Regions from separate parts of the Mus musculus genome. Here region 1 is linked to region 2. Evidence: chromatin loops called from intact Hi-C (ENCODE). Cell type or tissue: left cerebral cortex. All regions are shown on one strand. Links, peaks and the distances in the headings refer to the core of each region. The heading gives the core; the rest is flanking DNA. Region 1 has its middle 67 kb from the start of Gm30116. Region 2 has its middle 250 kb from the start of Gm52242.

Region 1 (4,415 bases), core at 260-4,259, 460 kb before region 2:
TCAACTAACTGGACCCCTCAGAGCTCCCAGGGACTAAGCCACCAACCAAAGACCATTGGGCTGGTCTGTGGCTCCCATTACATATGTTGCAGAGTACTCACTTGTCTGGCTTCAGTGGAAGGGGATACATTTGGTTGTGTGGAGGCTTGATGCTTGAGGGCTGAGGTAAAAGTGGGTATGTGGGTAGGGGAACACCTTAGAGGAGAAGGGGATGGAGGACTGGAAAGGGGGACAATATTTGAAATGTAAATAATATTCCCATTGATCAACAGCGATCCAGTGGTGCAGTGTTTTTCAACATTCCTAATACGATGACCCTTTAAAATAAGTTTTCTCATGTTGTGATTTGCCCCAACTGTAAAATTATTTTTGCTGCTACCTCATAGCTATAATTTTCTATTATGAATTATAATGTAAATATCTGTTTTCTGACTGTCTTAGGCAACTCCTGTGAAAGTGTTGTTTGACCCCAAAAGGATTGCGACCACAGGCTGAGAACCATTGCTTGAGAGTATAACACAATATATATTAGTATTATAATTTATCATGAATGAAAAGAATGCTTTAAAAGAAAATATATGTAACTTTGTAAGTATTTAATATGGGTTGATAATATATTGCTCACAGTTGACTTTATCCATTCATTTCTTTATGCATTAATAAAACTACATTATGGGTCATAATTCAACGTAAAAAAAAAGTACCTGCCAATGACTGTGTCTCTAGTGTACATCCTCAAGTCCATGTTATACCACATCCTTTTATATTTTATAAGCCAGTGGTTTAGGACATTAAAAAATTGATGTTTCTGAAATCTTCTGTGATTTGTTCACACATACTGTGTTTTAGCATTCTAGGGAGGTTTCGATGGGTTTGAAGATTGGTTGGCTCTGTAACCCTGCAATCTAAGAAAGTTTTTTCTTGGCTCTTAGATCTAATCTCTAAGGCTCTGGATAATAGTCTTTGTTTGGCAAAGACTCTTTCTTATTTTTTCATTGAGGCATATCAAACTTTCATTGCCGTAAGTATATATGAACAGAACTCAAAAACACTGTGCAGAAACATTTTCATGTTTTTTCCTTCCTATTTTGAATAGTAATGCTTCCAAGTGAATTGTATTGTAAGTTTTTCCAGGAATAGAATATTTTGCTTCTTAGTTGAATTTTATATTTTTATTTATATTAGGTTGAATGTAAAATATAGCTAAGATCATATACACTAGTTCATCTAATAAATGCTCCCTTTAAACTCCTACATCATTTTAATTTATTAGAAGAGAAAGGCTAAAGGAATAGACCATAATGTAATTTATATATATATAAATATATGCATTTCTGCATTAAATACAAATTATTTGTCCCTGCTTAAAAGATCTTTTGTCTTATCAACTCCAGTAATACCTACCTGAACATTTCATTTCATACTGTGGCTTATGTATTTCTCAGAACTCATAGTCCATAATATCATAGATTTTTCTTAAAGGAATAACTTAATTCAAATATATATATATATACCCAAAAGGATTGTGACCACAGGTTGAAAACCATTGCTTGAGAGTATAACACTATATATATATATATATATATATATATATATATATATATATATATATATACATATATATATATATACATATGTTTCTCTTGGATATAGATATGTGGAAATCGTAAGGTTACTGACATGCATAACAGCTTCAAACTGTGTTCAGAGAACCTCAGACAGAGCTGGAACATAGCTGACACCCCACTCACTCTCTCCAGACCACTGTTTCCTCTTTTGTCAATGAATATCAATAATATTTATGGCTGATGGTATAATGTATATAAAACATCTTTTATATTTGGCAAAAACAATGACAGTCAATTATGTACAAATAAAATAATACATAATAATGGACTCTTCTACAATTATTTGAATGTTTGTAAGAAGGGACCTTGTTAAATAGTATGGATATAGAGAAAAATGAAAGAGATTCAGACACTCGTGTCAACCTGGGGGCTTAGGAACTTGGACATGTCTAGCCCACTGAATTCATAAGCGAAACACCATATTTTTCCCATTCCCTTAGCTTGCCTCTAACATGATGGAATGAACCCCTGCTCACAATGAAGCAGAATTTTCAGTGCTTTCTCTCTTCCTGTGTACTCATCTAATATAAAGCAGTATGAGTTGATTTGTGGCTGAGAATGTCCAGGGCCCAAAGAACAAGATCTTATACCAAGGAACCAGCAGAGGGCAGACATTTCTATAGATTTGTATGCACCAAGATGGAGTGGAGGAACATTGAGCATCCTGTATACATGTTAGAATCTGTTTAGTGTTACCTGAGAGATAATAAAACTGTGTATCTTAAAAATATTTTCTATTTTCTTGCTAGGGTTACTGTCTTTAGTACAAAAGATATAAGACAGGAAGAATGGATTAACTGGAGAATTAAATTTTAGCTGTTTTTATTTTATTTTTTTAACAAGAAGGGGTAATATGTCATATTGTATATACTGCATTGCAATCTCATTCTTCTGTCTCTCTTTGTTTATTTTTGTGTGTGTTGTCACACATAGGCATGGCATGATAACACATGTGCAGAGGCCAGAGGGCACCATTGAAATGAGCATATAAAATACGTTCACATCACTTTTCCATGACTCCCTATAGTCCTATAAGTAAACTCGAGAGAAAATATGTATTTCAGATGTATAAATGATAGTCAGTGCTGAGATATCTGCATTTATTTTCAGATTTTGGCATAGAGTTAACATTGTAATACACCCATCCTATTATTTACAGAGTAGACAATAAAAGCAAGAAATTATATAACCAACCATAGATATTCTTGGTTATGTGGTGGATTCATTGAGCACACACTTGAACTTGTCCAGTTTTAAATTCTGAGCAATTTAATGATTGTAAATATTTTTTTTTAAAAAAACCCCATTGAAAACTTTAGAGAAAACTCAGTTGATTGTTCATGTGACTAACAGCATTACTTTATTTTTTTTTCTTTAAGAATCATTTTCTTACATTGGAATATTTTCCCATGTTTTACTTGTGATATGACTCTCTGTTACTGTCATTCAACTTTCCTGAGCTCTCTGTATCTATTTCCTGGATAATTAACTTAGGTTATATAAATCTACCCCACAGCTCATATTATTTAAATTCAAATAACTATCCCCAGATATCAAATGTATGAGTGAAACTACAACCACTTCCAGTCATGAAACACACCACTATTTCTGTTTAAATTATCCTAAAAGGCCTTATTGATCACAGTTGTCTCTAGCAAGGATTTTGATATAACTTAGAAGTGGAAGCCATAAGGAAACTGCCAATATATATGTATATATATATTTTTTTTTTACTTAGTCATTTTTATGATGGGTAGAAGTGCTTCATTTATGAATTCCAAGGAACAAAATTTAGCTAGTAATTAAAAGTATTTAACCCACATAAAATTTTTTATGCAAGCCATAAAATTAATTTTATCATAGAAATTATATTATGCTTAACAGGTGCTGACCTTATCTGCCCAGAATATTGCATTTCTCATTACACTCGAACATTGTGCTTCAGACGAAGTGGCCAAGAATGAGGCCTGGCATTAGAAAATGGCCACATGGATTACTTACAGTCGCTGCCATCCAAAGGAACAGGGGACTGGGCATTTCTCGCTTTATGACAGCTTGAAGATGAAAAGATTTAAACTGCAGTTAAAGAGAGGCCGTGCGTTGTCTTTTTCCAGCTCCAAACTTTAACTCTTATACTGTCAAACAGCCTTGGTAAATTATAACTATTGCTGTAGTCTTTTATGTAAGCTCAGACATATATGCTAATTTCATCGTGAAATTGAAGTATTGACTATGTTTAAACTATCCGTGATTTCTTTGTCCATATCTGACCTCTGCTGGGCAGTGCTGTGTTTATGTTGGAGGTGGAGCAACGTTTGTTGATATATTACATTTAATAACCACCCAACAAGCATCATTTTCTGTACTCTGTTGCCAATACAGTGTTAGTAACATTTTAATCAACCCCATGAATGTAATGAGTAAATTTAAAGTTATTTGTTGACTTGTACAAAGAAGGAAATATGCTAATGAGGACTAAGATAACTGGAGTCGCATACATTCATTAATCTGTTTAAATGCCAAAGATTTTTTTTCAAGATGGCGATCTTTCTTGAAATATTAAAATAAGTAACTTAATAAAATCTGGAGATTTTTTCCCCTGTTTCAAGAAAATTCTAATGTACTTTTAAAATTAATTCTTTGAGAATTTAATTCAATATGTTTTGTTCAATTTTACCCACTATTCAATTCTTTTCCCCTTACTCAATCCCAGATCTCCTTCTACACTCTCATTTCCTACACTTTTTTTTCTATTTTAAATTTATTCATTGTAGCACATATGCATAT
Region 2 (4,415 bases), core at 142-4,141:
CACTCATACAAAGTGATAACCAACAGCTATCTAACTGGACTCAAGATCTACTCTTAAGAGAACTCATAACTGGAATTAGATGCAACTACTCAGGGCTAGTGAGTCATGGATCTTGAAGAATTTACAAACTTCATGTTACTAAACCAGCATAATTCCTAATTGCATTTGAAATATTTTGCCTTGGATATCTAGGCCAGTATAGTTCTTGCTTCCCATTAAGGAACTGTCTTTTTGGAACAGACAGAGACCATTAGAGAAAAACAGTCATTGAAAAAATGTAGAGTTGTGAATTCCAGGCTCAATGCATACATCTACAAACCACTATTGTGCCTAAGGTTCAGGTATCACCATGGAAGAGAAGGTGAGATGGGCTAAGGTGGAACTGAAAAAGACAAAGAAGCTCCAATCCTTCCCAAAAAAATACAGACGCGACTAAGGAATACCGAGAGAGGAAAAAAATGATGGCAAGCCTTGGTTATATTTCTGACAAATTAGTTTATTTGATATTGAAAGAAGGGCTCTATGGCTTGTGGACTTGAGGCAATATCAACAGCTCTTATTTTGAATTCTGGTCACCTTTCATTACTAGCACCTGTCCAAGGTTTTGATTCTAAGGAAGACATTCTGTTATGTGTAATTCCTGTCTTAGGCAGGAAGATGTTTTAAGTCAGTGTGTGATCAACACGTAAATCTGAAAAGAGAAAGGACTACATTGCTGGAAATTCCCTTCTATCGCTTGTCCTAAGACATGAAGGGGGAGCGTATTTACAGCAGCATCTCCTGGGTGAGGAGCAGCTTTTGTCAACTACATCCACAGTTTTGCCTTTCTGTTCTTCATTTTATAACTACAGAGGAAACCCCCCCAAAACTACAAGTTTATCTTCGCAGACTTTAGTTTTATGTCTGAAACTGCTCCATGCTTTCTGGAGATCAGGTAATAATATTTGGCTTTACAGTATACCATCATCTTTCTTAAGCTATACCTTAGTTAGCCTAATTTCTTTCTACCACATGTTTATCTGAGCATTTTTCATTTTAAATTTGTTATTGCTACATTTTTATAAAGCTTATATTTATTTTATTTTATGTTTTGCCTGCATACATGTATGATTTTTTTTTTTGCATCTTGGGTTTGGTGCTTCAGTGTGTAAAAAGAAAGCATTGAGCACCCTGAAACTGGGGTTGCAAATGGTTATCAGCCATCACTTAGGTCCTGGGAAGCAAAACATGTCCGCTAAAAGAACAAGTGCTACTAACAGTTGAGCCATATCTCCACCCCACCCCTCTTGTGTCTTTTTCTTCTTCTCACTGTAAGAACAACATATCTCCAACTTTGCTTCTGAACTGTGAATGAACTTCAGGTGAGAACTAAGACTACCTGGCTTTAAAATTTTAGACAGGATTATCTGATTTTGTGATGCTATGTAAATAATATGCATGCATTGGAAGTTATACTTCATCACTTCTTGGCCTTTTGGCTAAGATCAAGTGTAGAAGTTATTCTTTATATTATATTATAGTTATTATTTATATTATTCTTTATATTATTCTTTATATTATATTATATTCTTCTGCAAAAATTATGATCGGTACACTGTATAGACGGAGTGGAAGCAAGCCACAGATATCAGACACAGAGTCATAAGAATAGAGTATAAACAGGTACCCTAAAACCATTGTGTGGCTTTGCTATTCTGTTCTGCAAGGTAAATGTTTCAAATGCTTCTTTGAGTTACAATATTCCCATGGTGCAATGTTTCTTGAGAGCACAACCCCATGGTCAACTGAAAACTGTGCACAGACTTGCTCCTACTCCTTCTTGGTATTCTCTAACTTGCTATTTTGATGAGATCAGTTGTTACTCCTACGTGAGATTTATTTTTAAAGATTTTTCTGGCTTAGCTCTACCTTTTATCCCTATTCTTGGTTTTCAGCCATAATCTTTGCTGGAGTCTCTTTTAATTTATCTACTAGCTTGCTATGAAAGGGATCAATAAGCCACTAACCTTACAAATACTTGTTATGTTACTGATTGAGGAGTAAATGACTATTTTTTACTAGGTTCTGCTGAAGGTGATAAAAGTTCCTATTAAGATGCCAGGAACTGAAGGATTATTTCCTTCTCTGAAATTTAAGATCGGTATAGAATATAAACCCAAGTGAGACTTGATGTGCCAAGGCAAGTTGTTACTGAGGGGGTAGGTGGTTGGGGGAATGGGAACAGAATATGGAGACCGCCCTTTGCAAAAGAAAAGGGGGTGGGGGAAGGTGGTGGGAGAGTGGGACTGGGAAGTGATTGAGGTATAACAGGAATAAATAAATAAATAAATGAAAACATCAACCAAACAAAGACAGCATTTCATCTCTTTGTTCTTTGTTATGATAGTTTGCACCTTTTGCTAAATAAATTAGTTGTATGTATTTGGCCAAGTTCACAGGAGCATGTGAACTGGGAATGAAAGATTTGAAATAGTTTCCTTCATATATATCTTTTCTTCTGACACTTTTGAAAGATTTCCATCATAATTTCAGAATATGAAAATAATAATTTCTTCTAAGAAGCCTGAAAATCCTGAGGTACTATTTCAAGGGTTTTGGAATCGTTGAGGTTAGAAGTTATATTTTGCCTGTATTTTGAGAAGATATGTCATAATGCTTCTTAAAATATGGAAATACCAATTTTGAAATATTGAATGTGGTAATAGTGTACTAATTCCTTAGGACAATGAACTCTCTTATTTAAAACTTATTTTTGCATATGCACAAACTACTTTTTCTCTTCTGAATATATTGTACTTTATATAAAATAACAGAAGTTAAATTTGTAGTATCGAACTAATAATTTTATTCTTCTCCAACAATCTGTAATTTTCTCAGTGCAATAGAGGACATATTGCATTATTTCCAATAATATTGGGTCTGATAAAATCATATTTTTACACTACATATTGAACACCTCCAAGATGACTCTAAGGCAAACTGAAACACTCTTAAAGCATTGTCTAATTATGAATGCTATAAAAATCCATGCATAACTGCTGAAAAGATAAGTCAAGGTCTATTCATCTGTCTCAAAATTATTTTCTAAGAATATTCTACCAATGAGGATAAGAATCTGTCCTCTAGACAAATAGATCCCAGGCAGGGACCAGCAGCTATAGTTTAACCCTGAAGAAAAATGCAAGACTTGGCAACTGTCCTGAAGCGAGGTTGCAAAAGTGGCAAGCTGCCTCAGGAAACTCAGGGGCAGTTCTTGGGTGAGTTTCTTTCTGGCATCACCACTAGTGGAGATCACAACATACATGTGAGGTGTAGAATAGTGAGTCTAAGAATAGCAAGGTGGAGCAAACCAAACCAATGCTCAATATCTGTCTTCCACTGTCTATGGGGTCATACTTATATTCCACCATCATGATTTCTTTCACGTATTTGCTTTAGCATAATATCCTTTCATCACCCGTGTCTGCTTCAGGACAACACACATTCCCGTGTCTGCTCCAGCAACACATCCTTTTACCTGTATGCCCCAGCAAAACATCATTTAACATAGCTGGCTTTTCAATGAAACTAGAAGTTTCCACTTCACAGCTACTTTCCAATTGATTACTGCCATTCAAACAGGGCATGCTAATATTACAAATAATATTTTCCTTTCATCTGTGATTACCTCAATCTCAATTAACTTTTAAGAAGCACATTAGCAAAGTCCTTTCCATTTTGACTTAGCAGAATCAACCTGAAGGGAGACTGCTCTTCATGTCTATTGTTATCATAAATAATTGATTACCGTTAAGTGCCTATCAATACAGAAACAGAAATACTAACATTGTGAGATATAATATCTTATTATATTGTATTGTGCAGCACCTAATGGTAGAATATGAATATGAAAACACTTGTGTGCTAAGCTGTTGTGGCAGAGAAAGTAACACATCAAGTTAATGATTTAAATTTGAAACTTCTTATATTTTTTAAAAATATTATTTTTATTACTCTTTAGTAGATTTCATCTTACTTAAAAATAAAAAAAATTAATAGGCCATGCTATAACAACTTGTATTTTCATACCTTTCTATTCAGTCATTTGACAGTATATTTTATTCAATTTTCATTTCCCTCTACTCAATCTAACCAATTTACAGCTTGGGAAAATATAGCCCTTTCAGGAAATTTGAAATAGAGCTCTGTTGGCATGTTCCTCTCATATAGCAATAGCAGGCGAGCATCTCTGATCATTATTTACTTAAATCAGTATGAGTCTCTAGACATTTGGTCAACCATGCTTTAGCTTTAGAAACTAGAATTTTCCTATCCAGGAACTGTTGTCATATCAGAGCAAAGGTGTAGATAGCATTTCTAATATTAGACTCTGCTTTTTCCTTTTGCTTGGAAAACATTTGTAACTTTTTTTGAGA

Evidence for each region. A loop is a pair of places that touch in the nucleus more often than their neighbours do. Peaks named below come from ENCODE experiments on the same cell type or tissue, not always from the same donor. Only the 100,000 strongest peaks of a DNase experiment are listed, where the experiment ranks them.
Region 1: a loop joins it to region 2, with 2.7 times the contacts of the local background. A loop is called at or near these places in 5 of 42 quality-filtered maps.

What each region holds. Positions count from the first base shown.
Region 1 is chr16:75,323,319-75,327,733 of GRCm38, reverse strand. It overlaps a transcript of Robo2 not described here. Among named protein-coding and RNA genes, the nearest start is that of Gm30116, 67 kb to the left of the region's middle. In left cerebral cortex, for the core only: a CTCF peak has its summit at 2,229 (motif pointing right); a DNase peak (open chromatin) is centred at 2,226.
Region 2 is chr16:74,867,784-74,872,198 of GRCm38, reverse strand. It overlaps a transcript of Robo2 not described here and the pseudogene Gm52278. Among named protein-coding and RNA genes, the nearest start is that of Gm52242, 250 kb to the right of the region's middle. In left cerebral cortex, for the core only: no CTCF peak of the experiment used is centred there; DNase peaks (open chromatin) are centred at 1,795 and 2,142.